Linked DNA regions of Homo sapiens: region 1 is linked to region 2. Evidence: read pairs that join two places in POLR2A ChIA-PET (ENCODE). Cell type or tissue: MCF 10A. All regions are shown on one strand. Each heading gives the region's core, and the rest is flanking DNA. Links, peaks and the distances in the headings are about the cores only. Region 1 overlaps LOC124903834 (a long non-coding RNA gene). Region 2 has its middle 19 kb from the start of LINC01714.

Evidence for each region. Peaks named below come from ENCODE experiments on the same cell type or tissue, not always from the same donor. Only the 100,000 strongest peaks of a DNase experiment are listed, where the experiment ranks them.
Region 1: POLR2A ChIA-PET joins it to region 2 with 5 read pairs; 8 of 35 experiments call an interaction of 5 or more read pairs at or near these places.

Annotation. Positions count from the first base shown.
Region 1 is chr1:8,003,869-8,006,778 of GRCh38, reverse strand. LOC124903834 (a long non-coding RNA gene) reads right to left here. Exons shown (of 2, transcript XR_007065451.1): 2 at 46-2,791. Among named protein-coding and RNA genes, the nearest start is that of ERRFI1, 21 kb to the left of the region's middle. RefSeq lists a silencer at 1,716-2,010. In MCF 10A, for the core only: no CTCF peak of the experiment used is centred there; a DNase peak (open chromatin) is centred at 1,698.
Region 2 is chr1:8,188,586-8,191,495 of GRCh38, reverse strand. It overlaps the pseudogene EIF2S3P1. Among named protein-coding and RNA genes, the nearest start is that of LINC01714, 19 kb to the left of the region's middle. In MCF 10A, for the core only: no CTCF peak of the experiment used is centred there; a DNase peak (open chromatin) is centred at 1,385.

The DNA of each region.
Region 1 (2,910 bases), core at 266-2,765, 180 kb after region 2:
AACAACCTGGCCCTTTTCCTCTCGGCATGTGAATCATACAACTTGTTAAAGAGGAGTATTGGGTTTTATTCGGAGAAAGGAGGAGAGGAGAGTAGAATTGGGTAGAAGGTTCAATTTGTCTGAACTTGGTTGGCCTCACCCTTCACTGCTTGTTAACTACATGAAATCATGATTTAGCCATGTCTAATGTAATTTGATTGCTGGGAGGATGCAAATTTTCATGTTTGCTTTTCACCTGAATGTATCAAATTTCACTATGCTTTAACCTCAGCCACTAAGAAGCTATTACTAGAGCGTGTTTAAACAAGCTTACTTCTGCCGTCATGTTATCTGTCCAGAATTCAGAGTGGCAAACCATACTTGGTGTGTATGTTTTTCTGCACCTGAGGAAATCATTTACATTAAGGCAGCTCTGTGATAGTCAGTGTTCCTCAGCGTCCCCGCCACATGGCAGCAGGTGGGGTTTTGGTGTGGGGAGGGGGCTCGGGAATGGAAAGAAAGGACTCCTTTCCAGGTACTAGTTTGCACTTGTCTTAGAGAGAGAGCTGTGGGGGCTGGGCATGGTGGCTCATGCCTGTAATCCCTGCACTTTGGGAAGCCAAGGTGGGCAGATTACTTGAGGTTAGGAGTTCGAGACCAGCCTGACCAACATGGTGAAATCCCGTCTACTAAAAATACAAAAATTAGCCGAGCATGGTAGTGCATGCCTGTAATCCCAGCTACTCAGGAGGCTGAGGCAGGAGAATGGCTTGAACCTGGGAGGCGAAGTTTGCAGTGAGCGGAGATCGCACTACTGCATTCTAGCCTGGGCAGCAGAGCAAGACTCCGTCTCAAAAAAAAAAGAAAAAGAAAAAGAAGGCCAGGCACGGTGGCTTACGCCTGTAATCCCAGCACTTTGGGAGGCTGAGGCGGGTGGATCTTGAGACCAGCCTGGCCAAGATGGTGAAACCCCGTCTCTACTAAAAATACAAAAATCAGCCGGGCGCAGTGGTGGGCGCCTGTAATCCCACCTACTCGGAGGCTGAGGCAGTTGAACTCGTGAGGCGGAGTTCGCAGTGAACCAAGATCGCGCCACTGCACTCTAGCCTGGGCCACAGAACAAGACTCCATCTCAAAAAAAAAAAAAGAAAAGGAAGGAAGGGAGGAAGGAAAGGAAGGAAGGAAGCTGTGATCTCAGGCTATCAGTTTAGCGTGCCTCTCTTTGGCCCATCACCTCTCACCCTGGGAATCCTGAAACCTACCAGGAACCGCAAGCAAGTAAACCTGTAGCAAGCTCCCTAAAACAGCATCCAGGAAAACACTTATATTTGTTCTTTTTTTCCCCGCTAAAAACGCTGTCTCACTGAGGGACCAGTCCTGAGGAATGTACATGTTATCAGTTAACTTGACATTTTGCTCTGTTGTAGAAAGGCAACGCCTTCATTCCTTGGACATAACTCTGGGTCCTCGTCAAATAAACACCCTAGTCATGCTTCATGCCTATTTCTTCATTTTACAGTCATGAGGGTTTAGCCCAGTGCCTTCCCCTGAGACTGCATGACTTTTGTACACTCCCCTCTTGTGTAAGTCAGAGTGAATCGTGTCTTTCTGGCCCGAGCCCCAAACCTTCCTTGGGCTGAGCCTCAGAGCCGCCTGGGGTGCAACATGCAGGAAGCTGTGTTTTGTGTTTTGAATTCCTGGCTGTCCTGATGTTCTTGGATGAACCGGTGTCCTTGTACACAGTGTCTCTACTTAGTGATTGATAAAAGTTCTTGGCTGGGCAGAAGCCAGTTGACAGTTCCTGCAGTTGGGTGAGTCACGGGAGCCTCCGCTCATCCGCTCCGGGCTGCAGAGGCAACTCCAGGCACCCACAGCGGCTCAGACGCGTGATAAGACTTGTCTGCACACCACATCATCCCAGCCCAGGAGCCTCTAATTACACGTCTGGTGTTTGCAGGAGCCCAGGTGGCCTGTGCTTCCATGGGCTGAGAACTGTGAAGATAGCACGGGCTGGGTTCTCACTGCCAGCGCAGAGGCCAGGGTGGGGGAGGCACCTCAAAGTCCTAATGCGTCACCTCAATACCAATGATAATACCCGCATTCTAAAGAAAACAACAGTCCATTTAATCATGCGCTTCTTGTTTTCTAAAGCACTGCTACAATTTTATCTTCCCATAGACATTTCGAGCCCTTGTTTGTTTGTTTGTTTTTACATCTCACCTTTCCATTCACCCTTCTTAGTACAGGCAGAAAACTACCTGGCACTGTGGGAGACTGAGTATAGGAGAAAGCAGGATGACGATGGGCCTGAATGGTGGTGTGTTTTCCTCCACACAATGTGGCTTTGTCCTCCAAGGTGTCTCACGTGATGGAAGCTGGCTGATCTGACTTGCTTGCAGATGTCTGTAACAGCATTAGCAGCTTCCAATTGTCAGGAGCTCGCTGCTTGCCAGGCACGCTGTCGGGCACACTGAAATGTTGTGGGATGGCGCTGGGATCAGCCCTAGAACCATGAGACCTACTTTCACAGAAAGGACACTCATTCAGAGCAGGGCAAGGAAGTCACTGTCACCGAGACCAACACTGCTCCTGGCCCATGCCAGTCAGTGGCTGATGGACGAAGCTGCACTGTGGGACAGTGAAATGCGACGTTTGTTGATCCTGTCAGGAACATCGTCTGTGCGGGAGGCTTCTGAGGACAGCAGCCAGAAATCTGTTTTGTTTTTGTTTTCACAGTTACATATTTTTTTTTCTTCCATGCTTAGCTGATGCTGAATCAATTCGACTGTTCCTTTTGTAAGAGTCCACAAACCTTAACAATAATAGACAGTCATTTGTCATCTGGCAAGATGAGATTGAGAAGATTCTCAGTGAGAAACTGAATTTACCCAACTGAAATGTTCACTTAAAGTTTTTTTCCTCTAAAACCTG
Region 2 (2,910 bases), core at 86-2,585:
GAAGATCTCAGGTAAAACTCCAACTGCACCAAGCACCTGCCCCACCATTATGTCAGGTTAGCACAATGTTGGGTCAATTTTTGTTCCAACTACGATAAGACTCCCTGGAGGTGCATGCTGAAGGTCATTGTGTTCTGCAAAAAGTGAAACAATTTTGGAAAAGATTGGTTCACACATGAGTTTTCCTTCACTACCTTCGGAACAATACCAGGTCTGACTTTAATCTCCTCCCCAATTTTAATACCCATTTTCAAATACTATCACCAGCTAGACCCTCTTTTTAAAAAATATATTTATTTATTTATTTATTTATTTTCAAGATAAGATCTTGCTCTGTCACCCAGGCTGGAGTGCAGTGGGGTGATCACAGCTCACTATAGCCTGAACCTCTTGGGCTCAGGTAATCCTCCCACCTCAGCCTCCTGTTATATATCCTGTTATATATCAATAAAAAATAAAATAAGAGCCACGCATAGTGGCTCACACCTGTAATCCCAGCACTTTGGGAGGCTGAGGTGGGAGGATGGCTTGAGCCCAGGAGTTCGAGACCAGCCTGGGCAACATGGTAAAACTCCGTCTCTACCAAAAAAAAATAGCTGGGCATGGTGGCCTGCACCTGTAGTCCTCGCAACCCCAGAGGCTGAGGTGGGAGGATTGTTTTAGCCCAGGGAGGTCGAGGCTGCAGTGAGTGATCACCCCACTCTACTCCAGCCTGGGCAATAGAGCAAGACCCTGTCTCAAATAAATAAATAAGTAAACAAATATATAAGATTAAAAAACAAAAGGCAAATCTTTTTATTTATTTATTTATTTATTTTTTAAGACAGTCTCGTGAGACTCTGTCTCCCAGGCTGGAGTGCAGCAGCCTGATCTTGGCTCACTGCAATCTCCACCTCCCGGGTTCAAGCGATTCTCCTGCCTCAGCCTCCCAAGTAGCTGGGATTACAGGCGCCTGCCACCACGCATGGCTAATTTTTGTATTTTTAGTAGAAACAGGGTTTCACCATGTTGGCCAGGCTGGTCTTGAACTCCTGACTTCAAGTGATCCTCCTGCCTCAGCCTCCCAAAGTGCTGGGATCACAGACGTCAGCCACCATGCCCAGCAGCAAATCTTTTTAAAAATCTTATTTTTGTCGAACAAAAATATGTTTAGGCTTTTTGTCTATGGCAACTAGATGTTCAGAAGAAGTCTGAGGCTGAGTACAAAGTTCATTAGCAGCTGTCAACGAAGAGCAGCATCTGTCAATGCGGCCCTGTTAGCATAGTAGCTCAAAACATCACGGCCAGGACAGTCAACAAACGCAACACCTCTGACTTGTTTGAAGTTCCCTTAGGTCCCTGGAATGCATGTAGGAAAGGCATCAGGTGTCCTGCTTCCACAGGGTGCAGCACATTCTGGCCAAGGACAACTTGAGTCATCAGATTTATAAATGTTGGCCTCAGCCTACCCAAGGTGGATTCTGTGGTTGTTTCCAGTTCATTTTTGAACTTGACAGTGTGAACTCCAGAAATAGCTTTCACAGCTGTGGATTTTCCATGAGCATGCCCAGTTCATCATGGCTTGTCTGCTGATGGCTTCGTGAAAAAGTGGAGGCAAGTTGGTGGACCTCAATTTCCAACGTGGTGAGGTCCTGGTGAGAAAGATGCCCCTGAGTCACTCCAGCCTTGCCCCTTCACCATCTTGCCAGGAGAGCTGCGATGTTTTTTGTTGTTGTTTTTCTATTAAGTAAACACTTAATAGAAAATAATCACACTACAATTTTTTAGGTCTCTGATATTTTGGTATGGCTGGGCCCTAGGCCTGTGGGGTGCCCATGGCTGGGGCAGGGGCTCTGACGAGGGATAGCTCCCACTTGCTCATTTGTTCCCACTGCCTAACACAGTGCCTGGAAAATAACCTGAACTCTCCACATGTCTTTAGATTGATCAATGCATGTGGGCCCCAAATCTTCCCTAAGCAGTGTGATTTCTTTTTTCTTTCTTTTCTTTCACTGCAACCTCCGCCTCCCGGATTCAAGCAATTCTCCTGCCTCAGCCTCCCTAGTAGCTGGGATTACAGGCGTGCACCACCATGCCTGGCTAATTTTTGTATTTTTAATAGAGACGGGGTTTCACCATGTTGGCCAGGCTGGTCTCCTGACTTCAGATGATCCACCCACCTGGGCCTCCCAAAATGCTGGGATTACAGGCGTGAGCCACCTCGCCCAGCCAGAAGTGTGATTTCATTTAAAAGCTTTTTCTTAGGGTGGGTGCTGTGGCTCATGCCTGTAATCCCAGCACTTTGGGAGGCCAAGGCAGGATAATCACTTGAGGCCAGGAGTTCAAGACCAGCCTGGGCAACATAGTGAAAGCACCTCCCCCACCAACCTCTACAAAAAATTAAAAAATTAGTGAAGCGTGGTGGCGCATACCTGTAGTCCCAGCTACTCAGTGGGGCTGAGAAGGGAGGATCACTTGAGCCCAGAGGTTAAGGTTTCAGCAAGCCGTGATCACACTACTACACTCCAGCCTGGGTGACAGAGTGACACCCTGTCTCTTGATTTTATTATCTTATTTTTTATTTTTTAGAGACAGGATCTTGCCACATTGCCCAGGCTCGTCTCGAACTCCTGGGCTCAGGTGATCCTTCTGTCTCAGTCTCCCAAAGTAATGGGATTACTAGGGTAAGCCACCATGCCCCGTCCAGACCCTTTCTCTAAATAAATAAATAAATAAATAAATAAAAGTCTTTTTCAGACCTCCATAGACATGGAGAATATATGTTTTGCATATAAAAACCCTTCTATTAAAAACCCTTCACATTCTTGAAAAAGTAATCATGATATCTTTTAGTCAGCTCTTTTATTGATGAACCTATTCTGGTTCATTTAACTATTCACTAGAAAAATCCTCCATTTTTGTAACTAGTTC